Linked DNA regions of Homo sapiens: region 2 is linked to region 1. The links are chromatin contacts, found by Hi-C in ENCODE. All regions are on one chromosome and are shown on one strand. Each heading gives the region's core, a stretch centred on a gene start or an enhancer-like site at or near the end of the contact. The rest is flanking DNA. Distances are from core to core; before and after follow the strand shown.

Region 1 (6,824 bases), core at 2,749-5,248:
GTAAAGACAGAAGAAAAAAATATAGGGGCTATCTGGCATTGAATACCTAATATATTATAATAGGCTAAAGCGGCAAAACCCATGGTATTAAACATAGAAACAACTGATAAAATACTCTTATTTCTGAAGCCATAACAAGGTACATTGCTAAATGTTTGTGTTTACATTGATGAAGTCAGTAACAATACTGCTACCTCAAATTATATCACCTAATAAAAACATGTTACCAAAATGGCAGTTTTCCCAGTCACTAAACACCTTAAAATAGATGCATGGCCAATTATTATTTAACTTATATTCATAATAACTACTTTGTAAAGTGTATGTTTTAGTGCAAAAATGACTAAACTTCCATTCTAAAAATGAACACACTATATTGATTCACAACATGAAGTGTCAATTAGTGAAACTACATAAAATACATAAAATTATATGGTGGTATACAGCACACCTTACTTAACTGAAAATCAAGTTTAAAAATCCATGCCTTAAAAAGAGCAATTACACTCTATTATACAACATAGTATTGTCATCTTTGAGTCCCCTTAATACAGTGTTAATGCATTTTCCAGCCAAATTTTCTAACTCATTTTGAAAGCATCTTAATTGTTAAGGACACAGTGATATGATGGCAGGGTGCACAGAGCTCTGACTTAGAGGAGTAATTCCTCATGCAAATGGACAGAAACTTGAAAATTAGCAAAAGAGAAGCAATTATCCACTTGTTTTTCCAAATGATGTTATGTCTCCTACACTCTGAGCACTCAGATCTACTCCCATTCATACTCTGAACTCTCTAAACCAATGTTCTTTGCTAATTTTAAAAATACAAAAGCATTTGCGGGGATAGTGGACCAAAACAGCCAAAACATAGCTGAAAAATGCTCCCCAAGTTGTCTAACATGCTCCCCCACCACTTATGAAAGTCTCTGCCAAGTAACCCAAAGCCGTGAGTATTTCAGGACCCCCAGAGCAGACGATTCCAAACCAAGGACTAGGGTGGACACCCACCCTGGAACGCAATGCCAAGCAACACCTCACCTTTCCCTCGCATCAGATTACAAAATGCCAGGCAGCAGCAAGAAATGATAACAAAGCCATAAACAGCTGGAAATAATTACACAATTGTCAAGCTGCAAACATGACAAAAGCAAAGCAAAGCTAGTGAATTCAATATCAGAAAGGATGCTGATGAGAAGGTAAGAGAAGCATTTCAGCCTTTTCCAATTTGCTGTTATAGAGTAGCAAATAATAAGGTTGACGGAGTTTTGTGCAGTGTGTGTGTGTGTGTGTGTGTGTGTGTGTGTAACTTCAAAGAGAAAGAAAAAAACATATTTAATGTGTTCCTAGAAAATGTGGGATAAAAGATATGAAAGCACAACCAAAAAATATTAACAGGCTCTGAAGGGATTCTTTTAGAGTTGCTACAACTACAACGTGCAGATGAGAAATACTTCTTTAAAGTTATACAAAATGTTATCTTCTTTAAAAGCATAAGAAAAATATAAAGGCAATGCTACAGTCCAGAATTCATCACATCAAACATCTGACAAGTGGGCAAAATGCCAAAGCAGGAGACAGATTGGTCCAGATTAAAAGAATACTAGGGAAAGAGGCAATTCCTATGCAATTCCTTTAAGTGCCGAGGTGGGCCACAGGTATGTAAATTCTCATCTTCCACGAGGGCATTTCGTAGCCTCAACTGTTTACCAACTGCCTATAATTCAAGAACACCTTCCCAAACAACAGAGTTGAGCAAGCAATCTTTCAATGAATAAGGTTTCAATGAATAAGGCTATTGGCGATTTTTAAACCATAATAACTTTTGTCATTCCATGGTGGGCCAACGCTTTATTACGATATTTGGATTTCATGTGGCAAACTGTTTCATATACTGTCCCCAAAAATGCTACTCTCTGAAGGGGAATGCCATAAATAAAATACGTACTTGGTTACCAGGCAGCATGCATAACACATATGGTACATTGGCCCAAAAATCATATTTTAAAATGTTTAAAAGTTAACTTAACAATTTAAGCTGTTTGTACCCATTTTCAGAGAATTATTCCCTAAAGGCCAATTTTATTTTCTATCATCAAGAGAATACTTTGATTAATCCTGTTGATCTGCTAACTTGAAATTCTTTGAACCCCTCTAATCTCTCCTCCCAGACCCATTTTTTTTTCTTTATTTCCTGAAGGGGAGAACGAAGGACCATTTATCTCACAATGTAATTTTAAGCTTATGCTTAAAATGCTGCCTATTTGAATTAAAATTGATGCAGCTTGTGATAAGAACCTAATAATCAATTCTCCATTCTCATTACTCTCCAGAATTACATGGATGCAGACCCATTTCTTAAGTTTGTGGACTACTCTCATAGGTTATTACCCGGCAGTGCAGCTGAGTGGAAAGATAACCACATTCATTCTCCTTATCTGCAATGATGTAATGCATCCTAGCCCTGGGTCTAGATGATTGGGGAATAATGGGATTGTACAACTGCAGGGATGACAAACAATAGTGCAGCGTCTTTCTCTGATACACTGAACCCCACGCCTCCAACGCAAGGTGAAAGGCATCACAAAATAGGCACTGAGTCTGCCCCTTGGATGAAGTTAGCATTTTTTGGCCCGAGGAGCATCTGCTCTGGCACTGAAACAGCAATACCGACACGGAGACGAGAGCCATGCAAAAACACTCAGTTTCCGAGCCCCAGCCAGGACAGTGCGAGTGAGTATCCTGCTTTTCTTTGTGGTTAGAATCAAGTGTCATCTAAAAATAACCGGTTGGTAGGAAGAAGTCACTGCATAGTACAATGCCAAGAAACCCGGGGATCAGAGAGTCCTCCGATAACTGATGCTGCTCGGGGCTCACGTTTGTTTGGAAAACTAAATCTGCCTCCATTTTCTGTGCCGGAAAAATCATCGCTTCCTGCCACCACAGAAACCTTACCTTTTGCAGAAGCTGGGAACCGGAGTACTTAGCAGCAATGGATTTTATCTCCCCACCAAAAGCCGAGGCCCAGAGCTTCACCCTACAGGGAGAAGGGGCACAGGAAGATATGTAACACCCGTGTCACAGTCAACACGCACGCACACGCACACGCACACATGGGACTATGGCTGAAGGAGCAGTGCGATGTAACATGTTTTAAAAGAAGAAAAGATAGAAAAAGCGGCTTGGTAGAAACTGCCAGCACCAAAACTGCAAAGCGCAGCGCGGGAGGGGGCCCGAGGGGGGTCGCGGAGTTAAGAATGCGCAAAGTCTCCCAGGCTCTCTAAAAAGACCACTGAGTTTCATTCGAACCACTGCCCGAGGACTCGACCCCCCAAACTGGGCATCACCTGGCAAATAGCAGTCAGAAGAAATCCACCCATCCCCCCCCCAAAAAAAGAAGTGGGGCGGCAGTAGAGCAAAGAGGGGGGAAATTCAGCGGCCCATGGAAGTTGGATTCGGTAACCAGGCTCCAAAGTTGGTGCCGTCACTTGAGGTGAGCCTCTCCAGATCTCACTCGGCAACCTGCGGGCAGGGGCCAGAGCATCCCACCCCGGCCTCGCCGCCCGACGCGGGTCCCGAAAGGCAGGTGCGAGCGGCGAGGCCGACGCCCGCGGCGGGTCCTGCCCAGCCGCACCTGCAGGCGCCCAAACTTGGGCACAGTGGGTCGCAGGCGGCAAGGTCCCCTCCCCGGGCGGCGCAGGAGCCGGCACTTACACGGAGAGCGGTATCTGCTGCTCCGAGCGCACCACGTCCCCCAGCGCGGCGTAGAGAAGCGCGGCAGCGAGAAGCGCCGAGGCCCCCCGGGACGCGCGGCGCGGCGAGCCCGGCCCGGCCATGCTGGGCTCCCTCCGACGCGCCCGCTGCGGCGGCGACGAGAGCGGCCGCGGGGAGCTGCGCGGAGCGGGCGGTGGGCGAGCGCGCGGGGCTGCCTGCTCCGCTCCGCGCCGCCCCGCCTGCCTCTCGCGCGCCCGGCTCACTTGGGGAGCAGAAAAAGGAGCGGGTGGGGGGGGCGGGGAGGGCGGAGAGGAGAGGGAGGGAGGAGAGGTGGGGAGGGAGGGAGGAGAGGTGGGGAGGGAGGCGGGCGGGGGAGGAGGCAGCGAGACGCGCCTCTAGCAGCAGCAGCCGCCCGGCCCCGCCTCGGCGGCCCCGGGGAGTCCGGCGGGCCGCGGCGGGAGGGCGGCGGGGCAGGAGGCGCCGCGCGGGCGGGGACTCGGAAACTCCAGTGTCCTTGGCCGCGGCGGAGCGCGCCCTGCCCCACCCGGGCTACTGCGGCCGCTGAGTTCTTTACAACTCCGCAGTCCGCCACCGCGGGCGCGACTCTGGGGCTGGCCCCGGGCCGGGCGACCCTAGCCAGGGTGGGGGTTGGGGGCGCGGGAGGGAAGCCGAGGGCAGGGCGCGGCGCTCCGCACTTTGCGGGCGGCTGCTAGGAGAGGGCGTAGCATGCCCGCTCCGCCCCTGGGCCGGGCGGGGTCGGGGGCCGCGGAACCTAAAGGGGGCGCGCCCTCCGCCCCCGCCGCGCGATTCTCCTGCGGGGAGGGAGCTGGGGAAGAAGCAGAAATCTCAGAAAGGAGCACAGGCTCGCGGCGGCAGGCGGGATCGCACGCGGGGCGGATCGGGCTGGGGATGGGACTGGGTGGGAGCTCGGGGCTCTGGCTAGGGCAGCGCTGCGTGACCGCCCGCAGCTGCTCCTCCGGCCGCGGCGCCCGACAGGGGAAAGCACGGAGGGCGGTGCTGCCACCACGGCTTGGGCGCACCAGCGCGGGGCTCCCGGCATCCGGCCGCAGCGCAGCGGCCCCCTGCGCGCCCGACCCAGGCCCCGGGGCTCCCCAGCGGCCGCTGCCTTCGGAGTCCGCCCGGCTGCGGTGACTGGTGGGGACCGGGATGTCAGGGTTGAGCGAGGAAGCCAACGCGGCGCCGAGTCGATCCTGACCGGGGGACACCCTGGATTTCGGGATAAAAGATTTCTCCGAGCCTGGGGGATTGCCTGCTCCCCACTCCGGCGCCCACCGCACTGGGCAGGAGGCAGTGAGCGCCGGAGGAGGCGCCTTCTCGCCGCCCTCAGGGGCGAGGAGAAAGGAAGCCGGAGAAGCCCCTGCGCGTTCTGGGAACCAGGCTTCTCCCCGCCTCTCTCGCCGCTGCCCCCACCCCGGGACCCAGCTTGCAGAACCCCTCTCCCCCGTGCGAGGTATGGGGTGTGATTGGGAACTTTGTGGAGCCCTCGCGCAGGCTGGCGGTAAAGACCGACCGGAGTGAGGCTGAGTCATCCTTGCCCGGCCAAGCGCAACTCCGGTGACCCCAGCAAGGAGTGCGCTCCTAACGTCGCCGGGGCTCCCGGCGCACCAGACACCTGGGTTCATATTTGCATGCCTTTCTGCAACCAGGGCTTTGCTTTCTGCCCCGTCACCCGCCCTTGGCCTCAGCATCCTCAGGTTGCAGGGAAGTAAGGGCGGGCTCCAGCTTCCGCCAGGTGGTGTCCGGCTAGGAGCCAGGCCGGCTCTCCTTTCCAGTAGTCCCTGGAAAAAGTTACCCCTGCAGATGTTGGGCTTGATCTCAGAGTTGGCAGCGAGGGAGAAGGACTGCTACCGAGAGGCTCTTAGTGCTTTTCCCGAGTGCGGGCAGACCCGAGCTCCCCTGGGCTCTGGCAGGTCGCGCTCCCACCTTGGGGGGCAACGCAAGGAACAGGCCCCTCTCCAGGAGCGCCAGGTGCGCCCCGCCCGCGGGCAGTGTCTACAGCCTCTACGGATGACTAACCGGTTATAATGAATTCTCCGCTTCTGTGCATACCCTCCGCCTGAGGAAGCGTGCCAGCCCTTTCCAAACCGAGCCAAGCGCGGCCTGACCCCCGAGGCAAGGGGTCCCAGGAGTTGACCCTCAAATTGGGGGTTAGAAGAAAATGTGTTTTCCTATCAGAACGCGGGATCGTTCTTCCTAAATGAAAGCATAGTGAATGAACCAGTGAGTGAGTGCATGCTAGCTCTTAGTAAGACCATCCGTTTCCCACATGGTATCTATATGATGACGCCCTTCATGCCTTCACTCATTCATGTAGTCAATAACTGTCAATCAGCCTCTATTGATAGGTACAGTAGGACATGCTGGGAAGCCAGTAGTGAACAAAGCAGGCTCTCTGCCCTCACCGAGTTTATACACTACGAAGAGGACAGGCTTTACTGCAAAAACCATAATGGTAAATGCACAATTATACACTTTGACAAGGGAAAAACAATACTGTGTATGAAGAAAAAGTACCTGTGACACCCATACTATTGTTGTGCCTATTAACTGATGAGAACATCGAGGCACGGCAAAGTCATACAGCTTAAGTCATATTTAAGCAACTGCTTGACTGCTGGACTATACTGAAGACCACCTGGGCACCAAGGTCATGAAGACATTTCGTAATAAAGTCACTATGCGTTGCCAGCCTGACACAGGTGAATTTCGCAGTTGTCTCGGGCAACTAGAGAGTAGCGATGAGAGGCCAGGCACAGGAAGTCACAGTCCCAGGAGGAGAGTGTTTTGAGCATTTGTAACGCAGGCCATCTTAGGCAGAACATTATGCACGTTACATTTAAGATGGATCCCGCTAACCATATCCTAGTATCTCAAAAATAAAAAATATTTAAACTAATACTAATAAACTCAGAACTCAAAGTGTCCAAAGATTTGGGGTCTTACCACTTACACACTGTAATATTCTTTCCAGAATCACAAAAATCAGTGCTGAAAGGGATCTGTAAGCAATCTAGTCTTGCAGTCTTATTTTAACAGAGAGGAAACTTGAGGCCCAGAAGGATTTAGCCACTTGTCCAAAGGCACACACC
Region 2 (6,824 bases), core at 2,783-5,282, 1.4 Mb before region 1:
CTGGAGGTCTGTCGAACATGAACCCTCACAGATGGAGAGGCATTGGTTTCTCTCCTTCCAACTGTCTGCTCATTTCCCAGCCAAACCAATCAACACCATCATGGGACTGGTGCTTACAACTGAGCCTGGCTTTCTAAGGCAGTCCCCACCCCTACCCACTATTGAAGGGTCAAAAGGGATTTCAAGTTGGTTCTCCTTAACACCGTCCTCTGAAATAATTCTTTCATCCATTCGCCCATTCGTGTGGTTGTTACTTCTAAGCACCTACTAAGTGCCAGGCATTGTTCTGAGGACTGGGGTTCCAGCCATGAAAACCGCAGATGAGGTCCTGCTGACATGAAGCTTATTGCTCCTGGGGCATAATCTCAGCACACTAATTATTAATATTATCAGATAAAACAACTCTTTATCTGAAGTCCTTGGGACTAGACGGTTTTGTTGGAAATTTTGGGAAAATAAAATGGGGCATATTGCTATTAATTTGCAAGCAGCCCAGTGAGGTCTGGGGAAATACCCAGTAACCAAATGCATTTGTATTCATTCAGTGAAGAGTATTCCTAGCAAGTGGAATAAATCAAGATTATGTCTTGTCATGTGAGGTCCAGTTTTACCACCACAGGAGTTTGAAAACCTCTGTTTTCAGAGCTGCTTTTTTTCTAGAAGAGCAGGCATTGAGTGCCAGGTAAGGGCCTGACCCATGCTAAGAGCATTCCTAGATATCGTGTTTCATTCTCAGTACTGCCCTGATTTTCAAGCTCATCTCATTTCATTCTCAATGCATTTCTGCAAGGTAGATCATGAAATTTCTGCTTGCTGCTGTTGTTGCTGTTGTTGTGTGTAAGAGGGTTCTGAAGTGCTGGCTGAGAGGCTAGACAAGGTGTGACAGCTGGAAAGTGGCAGGGCAGGGACTGGAACTCCAGATTCCACAGCTGGCACTCTTAACCACTAACCAACACCGACTTCCACTAGAGGAAAGACTGCAGAACAGGAAATAGCACTGTTTGGGCTGTGTCTATACAAGCAAAGGCAATTGGAGAGAAGCAGGTGATTATCCAGATAACTCAGAAAATAGCCATTAAAAAATAAAGGTTTGTGGTTGGGTAGCCAGTATTTCTAGACTGGCTGTATGTGTGGAGGAAATGCCCAGGTTAACGGCCCTTTTCTTCATAGAATAGGATCCTCTACACGAACTGCCTTGGACTCTGGGACACTGGGATGCTAGTTTCTCCATTCTTCGGGAGCGCCCTTTGGCAGCCCCTTTCATAGTCAGCTCATATCCTGCCACTTCTTGGAGCTGCTGCACGTAAGGTGGGTCCCGGAGATCCCTGCCCGCGGGGCGGGGCTGGAGTGTCTGCCTAGGAGGCACATGCTCTCCCGCAGCCAGGGAATCTCAGTCTGCGGCCACTGGGCAGAACGGCAAGGGAGAGGGGGAAGGGCGGAGGGACGCAGCCTGGGGGCGATTTGCCGGGCGGAGACGCTCTTTTTCAGACACCCTCCTCAGGTGGGCAGATCTCAGGTTAGATTCGAAGACTGTAAAATGCCCACAGGTCGGGAAGTGGTCAAGGTTTACAGAGGAGAAGGTTAGAGGAATGGAGACTCAGGAGGTAAAGGGGAGATGTCCCAAGGGGAGCTTTGAGAACCTTGGATTCCCTCTCCTTAAGGCCGCACACGCCCTGGGGGAAAGAAAGCAAGTTGGTGGGAGGCGGGAGGTGCTAAGCAGGAGCATCTGTCTCTGGCACTTGGTGGGAAGTTCACACTGCCATCTTTGCGCGCCAGGAAGGAGGCCAGGGCTGGGGAAGGGTCCAGTCGGCTAGGAAAATTAAGGAATGGGAAGGGGCTGTGGAGGGTGGAACGGCATCGCTGGAGCCTGGGCCTGCGCCCTCTGGGGTGTGGGGGTGGAGGTGGGGGAGGACTGGAGGAACAAAACAAAACAGCCACCACACCAAAACACCTAGGCCACGGATTTTTCGCCTTAAGGTCAAGTGCATGCCAATGGACGGAGAAAATTGAATAGTGTGTGTGTGTGTGTGTGTGTGTGTGTGTGCGCGCGTGTGTGTGTCTTCACCTTTGACAGCTGGAGAATGCAGACGGCGGAAAATAACTATTACGCTCCAGTGTGAGGCACTGTTTGTGGGGTGGGGCCCTCGGCGTGCTGGAGGTAGCGGACACAAATCCACCAACCCTGCCCCTCCGGAGTCCCCAAAACCACGGGCATCTGGAAGCGTCTAGAAATTCCGGTGCCCGGAACCCGGTTTTGCCAAACTTCGCAATCTCCTCACCTGAGGGCACCCGCCAAGATCTCCGTGGCAGGACCACGCATCGCGCCTCATGCTCTGGGCCGGAGCCAGATGAGCAATCATGCATCCCACTACCCAAGTCCCTACTACTCTGGGGACTTTGCAGGAGGTGAGCGCCTAACCCTATCCATCAGCCCCAGTGCTTAAGTATCCTCCCCCAGAGGTAAGAATGAGGAGGTCCCCCATGAGGTTCCATGTCAAGGCAGCAGTCTCCGTGGAGCCCCAGTGGGAGCGGTCTGGGATACGCGGGCGAGCCAAGGGGTCCAGGCGGGGAAGTTGGGGTTCAGCCTCCCGCCGGTCGGTGGCTCTGGAAGGAGCGCAGACAACCAGGCGGCAGGCAGGCAGCGGCTGCGGAGTGGACCTCTCTCTTTCAGCAGATGCCGCGGGGGATGGGGAACTTAGAGAAGGGGAGACAAGGAGAGTGTACCCCGCCTCCCGGCACCCCAGCCCGTAGTACGGCTTTAAAATCCTGCAGAGTTTGTCATAGGCCGGCCTCACCACGCATGCGCATAGCAAAGTTGAGTTTTTTCTTTCTTCCCCCCCCTTCCCTCTCTCTTTCCAGCCGCCCCTAGTTCTGAAACTTTAAAGAACTTTTTTCTTTCTTTCTTTCTTTCTTTTTTTTTTTTTCTTCCTTCTGAGAACACCAGGGGAAAGAGGAGTCTGGAGAGAGGGAGGGAGAGAGTAAGGCAGTTGGCCAGAAGGGCTGGGGGGTGGGAGGGGGGGACGCGTCCCCGCGGTCGGTCAGTCTGTTTGCGGGGCACAGGATCGCGTGGAAATCTGCTGCGAGCTCCACGGAGCCGCCTCCGCCGCCCAGAGCCGGGGTCCGTGCGGCAGCTGCCCAGCGAGCCCTTCCGCCGCCGCCGTTGTGCCCGGGACCGCCCGCCTCCCGCCGGCCCGCTCTCCCGCCCCTCGGACCCGGGCGCCAAACGAGGAGGTGGGCAGCTTCGCCGGCCATGGACCGCCGGAGCTGAGTCGCCGCCGCGGAGCTCCGAGCTCTCGCCCTTCCCCAGCCTCGCGCCCGCGGTGCACTCGCTGCTCTTCGCCCTTCGCCCTGGAAAAACGGGGAAAAGAGAGATCAACCCGAAGAGAGAAAGAACGGGATACGTGGTGGGGGGGGGGAGCCCGCGTCTCCCCTGGGTTAGTCGCACCCCTCCAGCTCACCGCACAGCAATAAGTTCCGGGGCGACTTTCACCTATTTTGCTCCCCGTTTTTGCCGAACCCTAAAATGAAAGGACACAATTTGGGGCTGACTCTTGCAGCTCAGATGGCGACTTGTGCGTTTTCAGCGGCATCTCCCGGAGAAAAAGCCATGCGCGCCTGATTGTTCTGTGGCCCCAAAGCTGCAGCGGGGGTGTGTGTGTTGGGGTGTGTGTCTGTGTGTGTACAGAGACGTCCACACTAACTCGCGGCTGCAGGATCAGCGTCTGGAAGCAGACGTTTCGGCTACAGACCCAGAGAGGAGGAGCTGGAGATCAGGAGGCGTGAGCCGCCAAGAGTTTGCAGAATCTGTGGTGTGAATGAACTGGGGGCACCTGGGCGCACAGATCGCCCCCCTTCCCCCGCCCCGGGCCACAGTTGAGTAGTGGTACATTTTTTTCACCCTCTTGTGAAGAATTTCTTTTTATTATTATTTGTCGTAAGGTCTTTTGCACAATCACGCCCACATTTGGGGTTGGAAAGCCCTAATTACCGCCGTCGCTGATGGACGTTGGAAACGGAGCGCCTCTCCGTGGAACAGTTGCCTGCGCGCCCTCGCCGGACCGGCGGCTCCCTAGTTGCGCCCCGACCAGGCCCTGCCCTTGCTGCCGGCTCGCGCGCGTCCGCGCCCCCTCCATTCCTGGGCGCATCCCAGCTCTGCCCCAACTCGGGAGTCCAGGCCCGGGCGCCAGTGCCCGCTTCAGCTCCGGTTCACTGCGCCCGCCGGACGCGCGCCGGAGGACTCCGCAGCCCTGCTCCTGACCGTCCCCCCAGGCTTAACCCGGTCGCTCCGCTCGGATTCCTCGGCTGCGCTCGCTCGGGTGGCGACTTCCTCCCCGCGCCCCCTCCCCCTCGCCATGAAGGTAGGTGTTCAGTGCGCTGCCACTTTTTTTCTTTACTTCCCCCCACCCCCTGTTGGAAGTTAACTGAGTTCCCTTCGCCTCTTCCTATCCCTCCATTTCCCCAACCGCCTGAAGAAGCTGGAACTCCAGCGTCGCTGGCAGGAACCCCTACCCCTTCGCCCTCCACGCCGGGCGCACTGCCTCAGTGTCCCAGGAGATCACTTCTGGTCGCACCACCCGTTCTGCAAACAATTTTGATTTTTGAGAAAAAGTGGGGAAGAGCGATAGTAGACAAACTGAGTGCGGTTCACTGACGACTTTCCTTTTGCTCTGAGAACATCGAGTGTAATTTACTATGTATATTTCAGTAACAGGATAATGATTCAATTCAACAAATATTTACCAAGCGCCCACTGCGCGGGCACCGGGACGGTGTGTGGCCGGGGCTCGGGATGGGGAAAGGGACTCCTTGGTTGAGAGAACCCGCAGAGGAACTAGGGGCCAACTACTCCAGAGCGGCGTACACCTTCCCCGACACCCCCCCGCACCGACGGAGGCCAGATTGTAGGCTTGCCTTGGCCGAGTAACTCGAGCGCTTCAGGCCCCTTTGCCTTTAAGAGTGCCTGGCGGGGGGCCAGCGCGCACCCCGGCGCGGGGAGCGGGGTCGCGTTATTAGCATTATTAGCCGCCACTGGGTGAGCTCAGGCACTTTGCAGCAGTGGTGGGGGCGGGGAGTTGTGGTGGTAGTGGCTGTAATCCCGTACTCCGGGACAGCGCTCCCCGGCCCCCTGAGCGGAGTCCGCCTTGTCCTTTAGAAAACACTTGGGCCTCCGCTTTGGGAGAGCAGGCGGGGGCCAGTTTGCGAACTCTTGTTTGTTTTAATTGTCAGTTGTATGTTAAAGCCGAATCACACACTCCGAGGGTCACTGAGAGTTCACTTTTACGAAAAGTTAACGTTTCTTCCTGCAACATAAGTTTTTATTTTCTAAACAATTTTTCTTATCTGTCCTCCAAGCTTCGATTCCTATTTCCATTTTTCTGGTCTTTCCCATTTTAAGTTTCTTAGAAAATAAGGTTAGAATTGAAATTAAGATGTTTCCTGGAAGCAAATAACCCCTCTTCCCCCCAAAAAGTTAAAAAAAACAACAACAAAAAACTTCAAGTCTGGAGACCCCACGGCCCTGTTTGACTTTCTAATCCCTGTCTGGTATCGAGGCCCCTTCTCCTCTCTCGCCTCTCTTTTCTCTCTTCTCTCTTTAAATGGGTAATTCGCTGTTTGGAAGTAACTTGGGCCTTGCGGTGAGGTCGCACCTCCTCAGCCCCTGCCCTCCCCCCAGCCACCTTCGCACATTCACTGCCGAACCAGCCAGATTTAGTTTCTAGACAGACTCTGCCAGGGGAGTTTCGAGGGGGCAATGCGGAGAGTGCGCAGCGAACCGCGGGCCGACAAATGTGTGTGTGTCCGAGTGTGTGGATCCTTGGCTGCGTGTGTGTGCGTGTGTGTTTGTGTGTGTAGGGGAGTTGTTCTCGGGTCCAGGACGTAGTAGCCTTCGTCTCCTCCACCCCCCGACCCTCTCAACGGAAGACCCTCCCCAGGAGGCCCGGCCCAAGAGTCCCCTGTCTTCTCCTCCCCTCCCCCGTGCGCTCCGGTGCTCAAGGGGTTAGCACTATGCGCGCAGAACTCGGAGCCATCCCCGCGGCCTTTTCTTCCCCGCGGTGCGGTGCCGGCTGCCCCCTGTTGGCCGCCTTGAGGTAGGACTCCTGCGAGCCTCGGTTCCTTGGGGCGGGCGGGCGGGCAGCTGCTCCCCTCTCCCTCCCACCCCTGCTCCCTTCATCCCTCCCGACCACCAGACCCCACTCTCCCAGCAGGGGCCCTCGGAGGCCCCCAGAGGACCAGTTTCGCTGCGCCGCCGGCCGCTGCAATACGGAAGGGGCCACGGGTCCAGCCCAGCAAATGGGACTCGGCCAGCTGGACACAGGGTTGGTACCTCTTCTTCTGGGCTTGGGAAGGAGAGTGTCGCCCTAGGAGGCCTCGGGTCTGGCCTCAGCTGCCTCCCAACTCTCTATGATCGAGAACAAGTGTTGCTTTCCCGCTTTTCGCCTCACTTTAATCGTCTATTAAAAAGTGGGAGAGAAACTACCTTTAAAGAGTGGGGGTTGGACTATCATTTCATTTTCTTCCTCTGTCCAAGGACTCTGCTCCACCTCTGGACAAAGTTGATCCTCTGCCGAGAGGGCTAGACATCCTATGTGAGAAGGTGTGAGTGGTGTGTGTGTGTGTGTGTGTGTGTGTGTGTGTGTGTGTGTGTGTGTGTATCCTGGGGCCTGGAAAGCCCAGTCTAAGGGATGGACGAGGGGGCAGGAAACAGAGGAGAACCAGGCCAGACCGTTCTTCCCCTGGGGCCTCTCTATACCCGAACCTGGAACCTGCTGTCAGTGTTGAGGCCTGGGCGGCTCTCTTTTGTCATACTGATTCTGGCTCAAGGT

Evidence for each region. A loop is a pair of places that touch in the nucleus more often than their neighbours do. Pooled maps may share reads with other maps.
Region 2: a map of prostate gland shows a loop between it and region 1 (3-fold over the local background). The contact joins the promoter of WNT5A here to the promoter of CACNA2D3 in region 1. A Hi-C loop is called at or near these places in 1 of 168 maps with a recorded cell type or tissue (prostate gland), 2 of 37 single-sample maps with no recorded cell type and 10 of 50 pooled maps.

The regions. Positions count from the first base shown.
Region 1 is chr3:54,119,726-54,126,549 of GRCh38, reverse strand. It overlaps CACNA2D3 (calcium voltage-gated channel auxiliary subunit alpha2delta 3), which reads right to left and starts at 3,998. Exons shown (of 38, transcript NM_018398.3): 1 at 3,715-3,998; 2 at 2,956-3,037. The coding sequence starts at 3,836. LOC124909381 (a long non-coding RNA gene) reads left to right here and starts at 3,108. Exons shown (of 2, transcript XR_007095914.1): 1 at 3,108-3,493. RefSeq lists a silencer at 5,192-5,241.
Region 2 is chr3:55,484,514-55,491,337 of GRCh38, reverse strand. WNT5A (Wnt family member 5A) reads left to right here and starts at 4,032. Exons shown (of 5, transcript NM_003392.7): 1 at 4,032-4,358. The coding sequence starts at 4,353. It overlaps WNT5A-AS1 (WNT5A antisense RNA 1), which reads right to left and starts at 3,720. Exons shown (of 2, transcript NR_046656.1): 1 at 3,459-3,720; 2 at 3,030-3,348. RefSeq lists enhancers at 1-823, 1,386-1,897, 1,898-2,408.